Regions from separate parts of the Homo sapiens genome. Here region 1 is linked to region 2. A link is an interaction called in ENCODE POLR2A ChIA-PET data of the cell type or tissue named here. Cell type or tissue: PC-9. All regions are shown on one strand. Each heading gives the region's core, and the rest is flanking DNA. Links, peaks and the distances in the headings are about the cores only. Region 1 overlaps LINC00559 (long intergenic non-protein coding RNA 559). Region 2 overlaps GPC5 (glypican 5).

The links. Peaks named below come from ENCODE experiments on the same cell type or tissue, not always from the same donor. Only the 100,000 strongest peaks of a DNase experiment are listed, where the experiment ranks them.
Region 1: POLR2A ChIA-PET joins it to region 2 with 6 read pairs; 2 of 35 experiments call an interaction of 5 or more read pairs at or near these places.

The regions. Positions count from the first base shown.
Region 1 is chr13:90,102,100-90,110,609 of GRCh38, reverse strand. It overlaps LINC00559 (long intergenic non-protein coding RNA 559), which reads left to right. Exons shown (of 6, transcript NR_047489.1): 2 at 1,949-4,027; 3 at 4,408-4,663. Among named protein-coding and RNA genes, the nearest start is that of LINC00559, 13 kb to the left of the region's middle. In PC-9, for the core only: no CTCF peak of the experiment used is centred there; a DNase peak (open chromatin) is centred at 5,109; H3K27ac peaks cover 493 bases.
Region 2 is chr13:91,557,433-91,565,942 of GRCh38, reverse strand. The region is part of intron 2 of GPC5 (glypican 5); the gene reads right to left. Among named protein-coding and RNA genes, the nearest start is that of GPC5, 160 kb to the right of the region's middle. In PC-9, for the core only: no CTCF peak of the experiment used is centred there; no DNase peak of the experiment used is centred there.

The DNA.
Region 1 (8,510 bases), core at 3,724-6,223, 1.5 Mb after region 2:
TGAGAACTATCCTCCATTTCAAAACATATTTTTGCTTTTTATAACATCCAATCGACGATACATGTATCCATTTTCTCTTTCTCCGTCTAATCCCTAATATAAAGATTCTTATTCCAATTCAACACTATTGCCTATAACATTTTCTAGGCACTTTTGCATATATTGCATCAAATTTCAGTTAGGTCCCCTTGATCAGTTAAGCAACTCCTCAAATAAGTTCATTTCTTTCACTTGTGAGATCATAACTCTAATCAATGGTTGACAATGCCTGTGCTTTAAACAATGTTCCAATTCATGTTATCTTATCTGTTTACATTATGTAGCCAGTTACTTAATTTTTGCATCTATTTCTATTCTAATGTCTAATTTTGAACATTGATGAAGAAATTGCATTTTCAAAATTCTTCCATTATAAATAAAATTTATTCTACCTGCTTTTCAGCCTCAAAGGTTTTGACGTATCAATACTCACCATTCATGTCCACTTACCAGAGGAATTATTAATTTGTACTAAAGTGTGAACCATATGTCGTGCATACTCATTATCTCTGGACCACAAACTATAATCCATTTCAAGTCTCTTCTCAAGATTATTTTAGTTCTTTTCAACAGGGAGTCTGAAATTACTATTGTATATATTTTTGTTATTGTTAGTTCTTTAACTGTGTGTTTGAGAACATCTCTGATATTCAATTTGGTTTCAGTTATGTTTTTCCTCAGGGTTTTTGTGAATATTATGCAATATATTGATTGATACTTAAATGTAAAAATGTTTGAGTTCCTGGTATAAACTCAAATGCAAATAATGTATTTAATCTTTTATATACCACTGGCTCAAGTTTCTTTTTGTTTACTTGTTTTTCTTCAGAATTTTTGCATTTATATTCAGGAGAGGGATTCACTATATACTCTTCAACTTAATCTATTCTTGTTAGGTTCAATTTTCAAGGTTATACCAGCCCTAAAATATGGGCTAGGAAATGTTCCTTTTTCTTTTAAAAATATGGGTGACTTTGATCAGTGTTTAATTTTTCCTACAAAGAGTATGGAAATTTCACCAGTGAGGAAAACTGTTCTGGTCTGTGGGAACATTTTAAATTGTGGATGTACACACACACACACACACACACACACACAATCTCTTATTATGTCAGTTTTAGAAAGATAAATGTGTGGGTGGTAATTTATGGATTGTCCATTTTTTCCACATTTTAAAATGTTTTGTATTCAGCTGTCCAACATATTCCAGGTTCTATTGGTTTCCGCTTTTGGCAAACATTTCTTGACAGGTACTGATATTCAAAATATCCCACCCATGATCCTACACGAATATCAGCCTTTCTTCCGTTTGTCAGCATCTCATTGTCAATTCTGTTAAAATTCTCAGACTTGTCCCAGCTTCTTTAGAATTTCCCGGTACACTGAGGAGAAAAGAGCTACTTTAAAACTGGTGGGTGCATGGAAGAGAAGAATGCTGCTTAAAATTAGCAGATGTGTTGAGGGCAAAAGCAGCACTCAAGTTTGGACTCCCCTCTCTGCTTCATTTTTTTCCTGAGATCTTAGCCCTAACAGCGCTTTGTGCTTTGATAGATTCTTATGCTTTCCGACATAAATTTTCTGTGTTTGGTTGACATCACCAGGTGTGGTGGTCCCAAATGAGCTAGCCCACTCTGGTGGTCTTGCATATACTACTGTGAGGAAAGCAAAGGGATAATGTTCCCAGCTGCTGCAGTCTAATTCATCTCTATAGTGGTGCTGAACATGCTTCTCATGGTTGTTCCAACTGATAACTGAGTATGACAGAGATTCTCAAGCTAGCCTATTCCTATGAGCTGTGAGAATCCTCAGACAGATGATTTTTCCTGTAGGAATTTCCATTGGCCTTGCCAAATTTTCTTAATACTGCACTGCAATTGAAAAATTTATTTCCTTTCTCCTTTTTTCACAGAGATCAGGATAGAATTGCTGTTTGACATCTCTCCCAACTTCCTTATGCTCTCCGGAGCAGAACACTTCACAGCAGTTATCAATCCCAGGGGGAGGATCCAAACACTTCTTCCTATTGCATCTTGGAACTGGAGTCACTAAGAAAAATGCAACATGGTCAAGCACTGGGTAGAACAACACACTTTACTTACAGAGAGAAGAAACAGAACAAGATAAGCTTAATAGAGTGCTGTGATCCCTTATGGCTAGCACGTCACCCAGGCAGGTCACCCAGGCAGGTGGCTGAGAATGGGCAATTGGCCTACACGCACCCCTGTCGGGCTGAAGCAGAAGAACCCAACCCCTCCTCCATGGAGTCTGAAATAGTAAAAACTGGGTATGTTCCTGAGGACCATTGACTTACGAGCTTAAACGGAACAAAGGAGTGCACCCTGAGCTTATAAGAAAAGATACTTGCATATAAGACAATAGGCCCTGCAGAGGCTATCTGGGCTTTTGATGTTTTGCAATAAAAAATTTCTAGGATCAAGGCCCATTTTTATGCAGTCAACTGGGGGTGGAAAGACCCCACAAACTACCTTTCCCAACAGCCTGTCTTCCTTGTTGAGAAAATTCTCTCAAGGTATTTACCAGCAGTAAGTTGTTTGATCCTCTAGAATGTCTAATGTCATCTTGATGTTGGATTATTGTGTTACCAAGCTAACACAAGTGATGCCAAGAATAGCCTGAGAAATGCAGCAGTAAGATGGGGATTTATGACTGACCCACCCCCTTGCTGGCGGGTGAGAGGATGCCATCTCTGTTGGAAGGTGAGGCTCGAATCATTCTTGGCACAAAGTCCCAGGTCAGTCATCTGCCAGTTGGTGTTAGCCAGTGTCAAAGGACAAGACTACAATACATTTAGTTAATGATATAACTGGCTTTCTTTCATGATTCATGAATTGGGGTAGCATTCTATTCTGTAGAATAAGAGCTTCCCTGAGCTGAGCAGAAAAGGATGGCTTCATAGGCAGAAAAAGACTGAAGAAAGAAATAATGAATGGAAAGTGAATTGCTTGTTCCAGGGTTACTTTCCTTACAGAATTAAAACGAGGGGACTTCCTTATTATGCTAAATTGAATTGACTGGAATCTTGCTTGTTTTTCTTCTTGAAATTTTGCCCATTTCAAAGTTCAGTTTGATTAAGTGGCACTTATCAGGAGTGACTCCATTCTGGTTTGGTCTGGTCTACTGAGGCCTAGTGCAGGAAGGCAGTTCAAGACAATGACCTCCCATAAAATTTGGTTAACATCATGCTTTATTATCAGTCACATGAAAACTGCCTGAATTGTCACAGAATGGAGTGGCAAAGTTGGAGACTACATGTGGATCTAAGAGCTTAGACGCTTAATTATAATAGCTGATCTAGCTACTCCTGCCTCTGAAAGACCAACTTGTCAACCTTTAATATGAATATCCCTTAAAGGAACCTAAAGGACACTTGGTGGTAAATTGACTATATTGAGCTTCTCCCTTCCACGAAGGTCGTGGATACCCATTCTGGTTATAAGTCTGCTTTGCCACCCTTGAGTCTGAGCCAAAATCCTTCACTGGTGCTTATGGTATGCCTGATACACAGCGTAGCTTCTGATCAGGAAACCCTCTTGACAGTGAAGGATGTGAGGGGCAAAGCCCAAACCCATGGGCTTCAATCATTGTATCACACACAGACCCATCCATAAGCAGCTGGTATCACAAGGTGTTGGAAGAGCTTCTAAATGCACCCTCCTCAAGTCTCAGGTGTAAGACAATAATCAAAAAGGATGTGGTATTTCATAGGAAGAAAAAAGTTGTTCATCATTAGAAAGAACAGAAGGTCTTGAAACCAAGGAGGAGAAAAACGAGTAACTCCACTTACTACACTTCCTATTGATTTAATGAAGGATTTGCTTCCCATCTCTGCAAATCTGGGTTCATCAGCTTGAAGGTCCTGTTCCTCAAAGCTGGTGTATTTTGGTGACTAGAAGCAGCAAGTGTCCCAATGGACTACCATTTATGACTACCAGGGAAGTTCAGACTCCTTGTGCCCAAAGTTTACCAGGTGAAAAGAATTGTCACTATACTGGCAGGAATAATTGATCTTGATCAGTAGGAAGAGATAGGGCTGCTTTTAGGGAGGAAACAATCTTTGTGATGTCCAGTTAATTCATTTGAGTTTCTCATAGTAATTCTGTGTTGTACTATGTTTGTGAATAAACATATGCAGCAAACCTAGACCAAGAAGCTTAAGATTATTAAGCATTCAGCAGCCACACAAGAAAAGCCAGTGTGACTTGCCAAGTTACTAGCTGACAGTGAGAAAAAAATTTAATGTATAACAGGGTGGGGGAATGAGTACCAACCAGTTGGAGCCCTGGGGGCATCTGCAGCCTGGGCCTATAATTCATCCTACTAACTTTCCTCTTCTGACTTTCCTCTCAGGAAGAAAGGCCTGCAGATACAATAGAAAAGCCTTCACACAAATCTGCTGGAGAAGTAGATCCGGGTGAAACAGCAGGAAAACTGTCGTAAAAATGCATATCTCAGATCTCCTACTAGTAGGGTCATAAGCAACCCATGACTCCAGCTGCTGAGGTCTAAATCTGTCACTACTTATGCTCGGAGACTATTTCCTGTGGAGGAAGTATTCTTAACCAATTACTGCATTTGGCTGTGATATGAAAGTTGGCTCAGTCCTGTAAGTTTCCAGATTCTTCTAAGAGTGAACTGCATTGTAATCTGAGAATTTATGTTTTCCCTTCCTTTCATTCTTCTCTTTCAAAGGGTTTAGTACTACATTGTAGTTCGATGGTTTTCCAGCCTCCTCTGGTTTCTCAATACACAAAAGTTCTTCCAGTAAATCTTTTACATACATAATGCTTTCTTGGTCTCTGCTTTGTAGAGAACCTGGAGTAATACCTCTTATTCATACAAGCTAAATTTAACAACATAATTTATTTTATTTAAGGTACTAGGGGAACACAAAAGGAAATTTTTAAAATAAACTTTATGAGGAGGATGCTCTGCTAGTACAGTAAAAAAAAAAAAATGAGAAGTGGTTTCATGATGACTAACCAAAGAAAACTCTACTAGCCTCCTCTACAAAGAAGAAGCAAATTATGAGTAATCACAATTTGAATGGATCATCCAAAACAAAGCATGCAAATTCAACAGAGAAGTGATAGGAAACACCTAAGCAAGGAAGGAGGGAGAAGCCTGGAAACCTGTTTGGCTGGGATGGGCTGGAGCCTAGAGAAACTCCCCACTGTGGAGGAAAGGTAAGTGAGAGAACAGACTACTGCAATCTTAGCCATGGTAGAGCCTCTCAAACTTTGCAGGTTCTAAAATAGGGAGCTGCCTGAGACTGTACGATGGCACTTCTCCAGAGAGAAAGCTGACATTGAGTCCCACTCATGCCCCAAGTCCTAAGAAGCTCCAAAAAGGCACTATTTTGAGAACCCAACCATGAACAGACAGCACCTTACACTGGGGCCTAACCACACCTGCAGCTCCACATTCCTGGGGCCCCACTGAGTTCCCTTGCCTGCAGCCACCACCATGGCTGGCTGCTGTCACAAGGGTGGAAGAATGGGGTGTTGGCAGCAAACTTGCCTCCTTGAGCAGCAGAGCCACAATTCATTTTCATGAGCCCACACAGAGTTCCCCACCCATGGCTGCCATCACTGCAGGCTGCTGCCACTGGGGCTAGAGTGCAAGTGAAGCGCACCTTCCCCACCTGCCTGCCACTGACTGCTGCCCACCATCTTCAGTAGCAGGACCTCAGTGTACCCACTGCTACTCTCCACCCAAGCATTCTGCCAGGGTCCTGCAGATAATTTCAGCCCTGCCTACGACATCCAGTACCTACACACACCTTCAGGGGACCTAAGGACAAGCCTGCGCAGCCTGGCTTCACAACCCTCATGCAGGAGCATGATGTCCAGGGACCTGGTAATTGCCAAACCCCTGTCCACCACCATTGGCACCTGAGCACTCCTCCTGGAAGCCTGAGGTTGGGCCTCCCTTACCCTACTGCTACCACCACAGCTGGCACCTACCTGCCTGTACCACATGTAGGCCTGGAGACTGGTCAGCTCAGCTCAATACAAATATCACCAACACCAGCCTTCACTGCTCAGAACCGAGAGGATTGTCCCAATATAGCTATCATCATCTTCCACACCAGGCCTGCTGCCCAGGAGCCGAAGAACCCTCCCACACCCGTGGCCCACAACTGCCACTACTAGCTTCCAAGCAAGCCACCTGGAAGCCGAAGTATTGACCAACCTGGACCAACTTATACCAGTGCCAGTGTACATTGCTCTGGTGCCCAAGAACAGGCATGCTCATCCCACAGATGCCACCATGGGGCCCAAAGACTGGGATACAATTTATCCCTGTCCCCAGCAAAACTTCACCACAGCCTCCACTAATAACCACACCTTCAGTCACTGAGGATAATACAGATACCACTGATGCTGATTTATAGTCAAAGAAATAATATAGAGACTACATGACTGCACAAGTGCAGAACCCTACCCAACCAACTCCATAGATATATCCCCCCCAAAAGTCCTCCCATACTAAAGCCACTCCAAAAAAATCAGAAAAAGCAACTGTTACACCATATTTGCAGATATCAACATAAGGACACATAAAATATAAAACAGCAAGGAAATATGACACCTCCAAAGGGACACAATAATTCTTCAGCAATGGATCGGAACAATAAAAGGATTAAAAGGATTACAACCCAGAAAAAATTTAAAACACTGATTTTAGAGGTGGCAGACCAAAATGCCAAAATAGGACCTTCCAGTGATCATCCCTCCTGCAAGAAGACCAATCTGAACCACTATGCACACAAGATAGCACCTTCATAAAAACCAAAAATCAAGTCAGTAATCATAGTACCTGGTATAACATCATATAAAGGAAAGAGACACTGAAGAAGGTAGGAAAGTCAGTCCTGCATTGCCTACAGTGCCCCTCCTTCACCCCCCCAGCAGTGGCCATATGGCACAAAGAATCTGTTTGCTTGGGGGAAGGAGAGCACAGTGATTATCAGACTTTGCATTAGAATCCAATGCTGCCCTGTCACAGTGGAAATCAACATAGAGCAGAATTGAGCCTGGGCCCATGGAGGGAGGTGAATTGTCCATCCCAATGGTCAGCAATTGAGTTCCAGCTAGCCCCACCTGTGGCCTAAACTGCCTTTCAAATTTATTTTAAACCCCAGACGAAAGTGTTCTGGGGTCATAAATAAATTTGAAAGGCAGTTTAGGTCACAAGGATTGCAATTCCTGGGCAAGTCCTGGTGCCATTCTGGGCTTGGAGCCAGTGGACTTGAGTGCATATCACCTAGTGAAACACCAGCGGGGGTGGCCAAGGGGTGACATCGCCCCTCCCCAATACCAGGCAGCACAGCTCACAGCTCTAGAAAAGTGAAGAGGACTGTGTCTTGCAACTTGAATGCAAGCTCAACTATAGTAAAATAAGGCACTAAGCAGACTCGTAGATAATATGACTAGATAGATCTCTATGAGGAAAACTGCAAAACACTGATTAAAGAAACTGAAGAGGACAGAAACAAATGGAAATTCATCCCAGGCTCATGGAACCTGTATTAGTCTGTTTTCACAGTGCTATAAAGAAATACCCAAGACTGGGTAATTTAGAGAGAAAAGAGTTTTAATTGACTTACAATTCTGCATGTCTGGGGAGGCCTCAGGAAACTTATAATCATGGCAGAAGGTGAAGAGAAAGCAAGTACCTTCTTCACATGACAGCAGGAGGGAGGGGAGAGAGCGAAGGGAGAAGACATGCTTATAAAACTGTGAGAACTGCTTCACTATCATGAGAACTGCATTGGGGAAACCGCCCCCATGATCCCCTGGTCCCTCCCTCAACATGTAGGGATTATGGGGATTACAATTCAAGATGAGATTTGGGTGGGGACAGAGCCAAACCATATCAGAACCAAAGAATGAATACCCTAAAATGACAATACTGCCCAAACAAATCTGCAGACTCAATGCAATATTTATCAAAATATCAATATCATTTTTTATAGAATTAGAAAAAAAAATCCTAAAATTTATGTGGAACCAAGAAAGAGCCCAAATAGTCAAAGCAATTCTGAATTTAAAAATAAAACACAACAAAACAAAGCTGGAGGCATCGCAGTACCTGACTTCAAAATATGTTACAAGGCATAGTGACCAAAACAAGATGGTGCTGGTATAAAAACAGACATGTACACGAATTGAACAGAATAAAGAATCCAGAAATAAACTCATATGTTACAGCCAAATGATTTTTGACAAAGGCACTGATAACATACACTGGGAAAGGACACCCTCCTCAATAAATGGTGCTGGGAAAACTGGAGATCCATATGCAGAAGAATGCAAGTGGACCCCTATCTCATACCATATTTAAAAAGTCAACTCAATACAGATGAATGACTTTAATATTAGACCCATAACTACAAAACTACATTAAGAAAACATTGGGAAAACACTTCAGGACACATGTCTAGACAT
Region 2 (8,510 bases), core at 3,706-6,205:
GGTCTACAAGATAAGGAACACCAAAAAGTGCCACCAGCCACGAAGAGCTTGAAGAGAAACATGGAATAGAGTCATCCTCAGAGCCTCCAGAAGTAACCAACCCCACAGACACCTGGATTTCAGACTTCTGCCTCCAGAATCATGAAAGAATAAATTTCTGTTGTTTTAAGCCAACTTATTTGTGTATATTTGTTATGGCAGTTCTAGGAAATGAATAAAGTCTTTCAAAATATATAGATAATGCTCATTAATAATATAACTAATAGTCGGTTACATTTGTTCAGCATTAGTGTGCCAGGCGCAACGCCTAGGACAAACAACCATGGCTGTAAGTACATGTCTGGTTAATTTTAACATTAATAGTCTCTTCCACTTCAATATTTCCTGGATCTTGCCTAGGATTCCCTGCCAATAACAGCCTCTTCCCCAAACTGCTCCCTTACTTATTTACTGCCTTTTGTTCTGGGCCAATAAGTTAAGCAAATATTATCCGATGTCTGCCTAACAACTGTACATCGCTTAAGCAGTATAAATTCCAAACTTTCTCTAACAACTGTGCATTGCTTAAGCAGTATAAACTCCAAATTTTTTCTAACAACTGTACATTGTTGAAGCAGTATAAACTCTAATTTTTCACTGAAATATAAATATTTGGCCAGGCACAGTGGCTCATGTCTGCAATCCCAACACTTTGGGAGGCAGAGGTGGGCAGATAACCGGAGATCAGGAGTTCAAGACCAGCCTGGCCAACATGGTGAAATCCCATCTCTACTAAAAATACAAAACTTAGCCAGGCGTGGTGGTGCATGCCTATAATCCCAGCTACTTGGGAGGCTGAGGCAGGAGAATTGCTTGAACCCAGGAGGTAGAAGTTGCAATGAGCCAAGATCACGCCACTACACTCCAGCCTGGGTGACAGAGCGAGACTCTGTCCCACCGACCCCCCCCCAAAAAAAAGCCACAGAAATATAAATATTTAAAAATCATATAACTAACCATGACCTAGAAAAGTCAGCCATTAGTTTATGACCTTGAATTATTTTATTTAATTTATAAAATATGAATATTTGAATTTTGTTTGTGTTACTATACAGTATAATTTGAAGGCGACATATTGAAAAGACTTGTAAATCACTTAAAGACTAAACAAAAATCGATAATATGCCTGATAATTTTTAGACTGCAAAAGCCCATATTTGATACCTGGAAAAAAATTCAAATATATCATTTATCTCCATTTACACCCATATCTCAGGGATACCTATAAGCAAATTTGCTATTCCATTAAGATGACAGAGATTAGAAAACAGTCTGCAGGCGATTTATTCTGCCACATGCTGTTCTGAGTTACATGCTCATGAGATTGCTTTGCAAATACATTAAAATTCACTCATTTCTGCCAATTATTTTCTTGGATTGCTAAATCGTTATCTACATTATTCATATCTGTCTGTATCCCAAGGATGCTACTTGAAATGGCAGAAAGTATAAAGCCCCAAAACAATACAGTACCAAACTTTTATACAGAATTAAAGAGACGAGGCTGTTTGTACCCAGATCTTGCCAAGTTGTCCCAAGGGCTGAATTGATTAAGATGGTAGCTGACTTGTTACCTCTTTATGACATACCAGTGGGACATGATCCACCAGTTAAGGAGTTATGGTATAGATCATATTTGGCATTGTATTAATATATTGTCACTTAAAGAGAAAATCTTCTCCTAAAAGAAGAAATCACCACGAAGATGATGGTAAGGGGGCAGGTGGCCAAATTCATTCAAAGATAAAAAGCACCAAAAGGACACATGTTTCGTGTTAGCAAGGCATTGGGTGCTGTCACTGAAATGGTTTTTGAATCCAACATGTGGAACTTTGTCCAGATTCCTAGATAGGGTGCCAAGAATAAGACAGCTTTGTTGAAGCCCAAAAGAGGAGTTGGTTGGGTCAAGAGTGGGACACCAAGGCGAAACACTCACTTCCAACTCTAGTTACAGAGGCACTAGGCAGGAGTCATGATGAGAGAATCCAGCTGGAACACTAGTAAGACCCTCCTCCCCGGTCCTCCGGGAGGAGGCTGGCAGCAACATTGAGGAAGGAAATGGTCAGAGAGAAGAGGGTCCTCCGAGAGGAGGCTGGCAGCAACATTGAGGAAGGAATTGGTCAGAGTGAAGGGAAAAGCCTGAGGAGGGAAGGGAGGCAAAGAACTTCGCTGGTATTATCAACAGAAATAAGGATTACACAGCTTAGTCCCACCCTGATTTCACATGTAGATATCAAAGAGCATGTGTATGTACATTCTTCATTATGGCAATTTCCCATAATTATTTGTGTCATGACTAAAGAAATGAATAGCAATTAAGTCGTTCTATTTATAACATAGTATACTGCTTAAACTTCTGTGAAGTTGCTAATAGTTTCATTTAATTAAATATGCAATCTTGATTATAACTATCAACCCTGAAAGATGTCTAAGATATGAAATGTATGTCAGCATCAAAAATGTTTCTGGAAATCTAAAACCGTTTTCATTTTCTGGCTTGTGCAAGTGTCTGATTCAGAATTTTTTTTAATTGCTACTACACGGAACAGCAAATCATAATTCCCGATATTATTTTTTCTTATATGTTTGAACATTAATTAGCAGGCGGTCCATATCTGTGCAGGTGCATATGTTTGTGTATGTGAATCTGTATAACCAGGACCTAATAGGCTGATTTAGAATTTTCTAAATATAGTCTCCATGAATAAATTATATATAATAATGTGCCAATTTTTGTAATTTTAAACTTGTTACTTGCGATTTTTAGCACAGAGTAAAATTTAAAACAAGAGATTTAACAGAACTTGACAATAGAATTTATTGTTAGCTATTATTGTTTTGTGCCAATAGTAATAAACCTAAGCATAATTCAGGATAGTAAATGATAGTTTAAAAATAAAAAAGATAATATGTAAAATTACTTTAAATGGCAAAACTCATTTTTTCTCTACGATGCACAATTATACATATTTCTAACAAAAATTTTTAATATGGATCCTTCATTTTAAAATTAAAGATGGTTTAGAGACAAGTTTGTTTCCAGAACAGAGCTCTCAAATACTTGGTCCTATTCACAGAAGTCTTGTAAGAAAGTTTCTGGGTTATTTTTAAGAACAAACTGCTTACTTTTTCAGTAATCTTATTTCCTTAAGAACTAGCAAGATACATAAGAAATAATGGTCCTTGGCCAGGCGTGGTGGCTCATGCCTGTAATCCCAGCACTTTGGAGGCCACAGCAGGTGGATCCATCTCTACTAAAAATACCAAAAAAAAAAAAAAAAAAATAGCCAGGCATCATGGCGCATGCCTGTAATCCCAGCTACTCAGGAGACTGAGGCAGGAAATCACTTAAACCTGGGACGCAGAGATTGCGGTGAGCCTCACTGCTCTCCAACCTGGGCGACAGAGTGAGACTCTGTCTCAAAAAAAGAAAGAAAAAATTAAAAGAAAGAATGGTTTAATCATAGAACATATGCTAGCTAGACAATACATTCAGTGTATGATTTCTTTTCCTAAATATTTGGAGAACTCCCCCATGTACTTATGAAGGTGACTGCACACACATCGTTGAATGAATTTTCATGCTGTACTTTATTCTTTTCCACATTTTAGTCATCCATAGATCATCAGATATTTGGGGCTGGCTTTGTTCTCTTTTACCCTTATTACCTGCATTGTGAATTCTCTATTTTTTTTTTTTTTTTTTTTTTTTTTTACTGTTGCTCCTTTTTCTCTTTTGATAACATGTTTGGTTTAAGGGGTGAGGGAATAACTCCCGTTAAACTCAGTGGTGGCCTATGTTAAATGAGTTTGAGATGCCAGAGCTTCCCTGGCATGAACTGGAGGAGGAATAGAGATATTATTCAGAGATAACTGAGTTCAGTTAACTCAGTAAATATGTATTGAATTATTATGTGCAAGACAATTTTGAAACCTCTGTAATGGTACAAAGTAGATGGCATTCAAGCTGTACACATTTCTAGTGATAACTTGCAAATTGGTCTTGCTAAACAGTCATTAACCAGGTGTGTAGCTATATGGAAATTACTAGGTACCATGTTGATTTTTCTCAGTAAAAATATTACATCTGGAAAACCTGCCAGCACTAGAGTGACCACATTGCATATTTAATTACAATTTCATCTATTGTAAATTGATGAAATTTACAATAATTCACAGTTACTGACAGTTATTGTAAAAGATCCACCTAACTTCTGCACAGACCAAACAGGTGAATGAAATGAGATGTGATAGAAGTGTAAAGACATTTTCTTGATGCCAGGCTCATAGCTATATAGAAATTACTAGGTACCATGTTGACTTTTCCCAGTAAAAATAATACATCTGGAAAAACTGCCAGCACTCGAGTGACCACTGATGAAATTTACAATAGTTCACAGTTACTAACAGTTATTGTAAAAGATCCACCTAACTTCTGCACAGACCAAACAGGTTAATTAAATGAGGTGTGATAGAAGTGTAAAGACTTTTTTCAAGTCTTTGATAATGGCATTGACATCTTCAGTTCCCCCAAAGATGCAGTATTGCTTCTGGTTTGCTATTGGGGTAGAGTTAAGTGAAATTCCAGGGGCTTGCATTTGGCCCTTCCTACCATAATGGCCCTCATCCTATGGATTAATGTGCTGGTGTGGTTATTTTACAATTATTGAAATTACACATTCAGCAACTGAAAAAAATAATCACAGGCTGGGTCCATGGAACCACTAAGCCCATCCTAAGTAAGAAATGAAGTAAGATTCCATCTATCTTCTGGCCACTGTAAACTCCTATTTTAACTGATAGCTCGGAATTTGGAGGGTCTCCAGGAACCAAAAATTAGTGACAGTTCAAAGACAGTAACCCCAAAAGCACTGGGTATTTCCTATTCCTCAGGGCACAGTCACTCTAGTAAAATCTAGATGTGCCTTTGGGGAAGGCTTGAAGGAAGAGTTTTGGTATGTGTGGTATAAAATGGTAAGGAGGCACAAGCTAGGCTTCAACCACAGAGTTCTGTGCCATTGAATTGACTTTGGTCTGGAAATTGGGCAAGAGTCAGAACTCTCCACTGTGGTGACTCAAGCTGCTTTTGGCTACTGGTTCTTCAGATTTTTTTTTTAATTATAACATTAATTTTTTTTCCTAAAAAAAATCACATTAATACATGTGTGATAGGGTTGGCTGCTGGGAGAAAATCTGGCTAGTCTAGGAAAATTCTTCTTTGTGGGAATGTTTACAACGAGGGTGCTGCAAGACCTTTGTGTACAAGTAGGTGACCCATCTGGGATCACTGGTTTGACAAATGAAGCTATACTCCAGTGGGCTACCTATCTATTTGTTCTCATGGACACTGTGACCAATTAGCAACTGCCCCAAATCCCTTTAAGCTAAGGCATTGTGATTACTGGCATGTCTCTGCCTACACAGTGAGTCCACTTTGTCTTTGGTGGTTAATAACTGTCACTTGGCTTTGACTACCCTGGAATTTCCATTATCACAGCTGAAATCAGCAAACACATATCAATGGTGATATCCCCTATAGTCTGGAGGACAAAAGATCTGAGATCCAGACCCATCATTTCAAAGACTAAGGTACTATCCTCACCAATGTATTTCCCAATGCCTTAGTAGAGTATCTTCTAGGTCATCTCACAGAACCTTGTAGGAGATACACATGTAGGTATCACTTGACAAATCCACTCCCATATCTCTATTCCTTCTCCAATTCATGCCAGGGAAGCTCTGGCATCTCAAACTCATTTAACACAGAACACCACTGAGTATAAGTTTCAGGAAACCAACCAAGTAAGCTATTGGAGTCAACTCAAGTTGCACAAGATAACATCCTATATCTGGACTCTCTAATAAGTACAGTCGTATCAATGAATTCAGCCTTACTGATTGTTACATTCTGGCCTCTTTAGTCTAGTACCCTTCAGATCTATTCTTACAATGTTCCCCAGATTTCAGAATATATGTAATAGCAAAGTCTTGCACATTATTTTTGTATGTAAACTATCTACCCCTGGGTTATAGTCTGTACCTGTTACCCTGGAGTATGCTGAAATTTCCCCCCTTGCAATGGGTCTAGGAACAACCTGAACTGCCTGTCTTAACTCATGAGAAGAATGAGCATCCATTTTCAAAGCCCCTGCTCCTGGTGAGGTTATCACAAAATTTTCAAGCAAAGATGGGGTAGTCACCTCAGACACAGGAGGAGGCAGTTTTGTTCAAGTGGTAAGGAAGGCTCAGAATGACTTAGGGGTTCAATACAGCCAGTTTCATGTGGGTCCAAGTATATGTACACATTCCAAGTTCATTCAGGATTCTATTCTTTCCCAATTAGTAACCTAACTTTCAAACAAAAATTTGGCAAGAAGTGAATTAATTGGCAATAAAATTCAAAAACCAAAAGCAATTTAATTTTGTTTTTAGTTTTAGCAGTATCAGCCCTCTAGCTAGAGTAACTATTACTTATGGCCATCATAGAAGCTCCCTGGTTCTCAGTCTGTGGCTTTAGCTGAGAGTTCAAGCGCTGAGCTCATTGTTTTCATTCAGTAAGCACTCCAGTGTGCTCTAGGAGAAATTGTTCCAAATCATACATCTTGTAGCCATCATTGCTGCTATAATGTTCAATGCAATAGCACTGTCAGTTTGCTACGCACCTGCTTCAGTTGGCTTTCATCATAGTCAACCATAGGTGTTAGGCTGATTCTGCATGCAGTAGATTTCTGGCATCCCAGTTTCCATACACAAAGAGCTCAACACTGTGTTCAAATCCTAGAGCATGACCAAACCAATCCCAAATTCCAATCTTTTTAAATATGGCTCCTGAGACCAATCTAGTAGTAATTCTGTATCAGTGAGGATCCAATCAGAAGACAAAAACCCTCATAGTAATTTGACCAGTAAGTGTTCACCATAAAGAATTATGAACAAGAAATTAACTATTAATATGAAAAGGTAAAAACTAACTCTAAAAATATACCAATAGTGGACACAGGAGGAATATATAGGGCTAAGGCAAAGCACTCAATAAAGGAACAAACGTGGAAGTCCAACCCCCTCATGACTGAGATCCAGACCTCACTGGAGAGGGCGCAGCCATGACCTTCATGGATGATGAAAAAGTCTAGCACAAGAGAAGAAAACCACCTTTTGGGGGACAAAGCAGAACACACTGAGGACGGCAACAGTCTCAACGTATCTCTAGAAAATTGTCCTCAAGCATTGCCAAAGAAACTCTTTAGGAAGCTACTTGCAATGGTATTGCCACTCAAACGTGCCAGGGATGAGTGTCACTGGATGTCCCACATACTAACCAAGTGCTACAGGAGCAAGCACAGAGGATCACACTGGATCCAGAACAAAGTCCCTTCTTCCTGCAATGTCCCTCCAGCACCTTATACTAACAGTGCTTAGCATCATGCCTGCTGGTAAGTGACAAATATTTACATGGTCCACATCCAATATTATAAGCCACAAAATGATGGGTAGATTGAAACTAAGAGGCAAGAAGTGTAACTAAAACAATATGCTTCCCTTTCCCGGTGATAACAGTACTAGGATAAAATGTCACTTCCTATCTTTAAGTTAACTAATACCGAGACCAAGTAAAATAAGCTAGTTGTATGCTCCAGGAATTACCTGCTCCCAGATGATAAGACTGTGAGCAAATACACATGGTACTTACCAAGAGTAACAACTTACTCACCAAGAATTGTTTTGACAGCCTCACTTCTCAGCAACAACCAATTCCAAAGTTACAGCTTCAGTAGAAACTGTCAATTCCAATTCCTTTCCTATTCTGTAAGCTCCACCTTAAAACCACCCAGTTCATGGCCTAAAACTTAAAAAATATGCTCCCCCTGACTTTTATCTTTTGAGCTTTTGCTAAGACTCTCTCAAAACAGAGTTTTTCCTTATTGCAAAAGGCTTAATAAACTTAGCTTGTCTCAATCCCACGTTTTTCTGGTAGTCCTTGGGGACTTTAAGTCAACAACAGAATTCATAAGCCAATCAGAAGCTGTAGAACCTGTGCTTTAAACGGCTAAAGCTCTGGGACTAATGTAAAAGGTATTTATTTGAAGGCAGAAATGCCTCTTTGCACATTATGTTTGCCATCTGAGAACATCTTTTTCTTGCAATGTATTTATTACTGGGCTGACGACTAATAACCACGTACTTGTTCAAGCAGTTTTGGAGAGAATATGAGGAATCTGTTTGAATGAAAGGATTCTGTGACATACTGGGAATGAATAGTGCTTTTAAAAATCTTACATACTGTATTCAGTAGAGAATTGGAGTCAAGGAAATTCTGTACTCTGCCTAGAATCTAACTCTGCTCTGTCACCTGAACAACTGAGACCAACAGAAGATGGAGCCCTGGGGCTGGACATCAGCCCTCTCCGGGTCAGCAACATCTCACCAGACATAACAGCAAGGCCCTTTCATGAAGCTTAGAGGCAGGTACA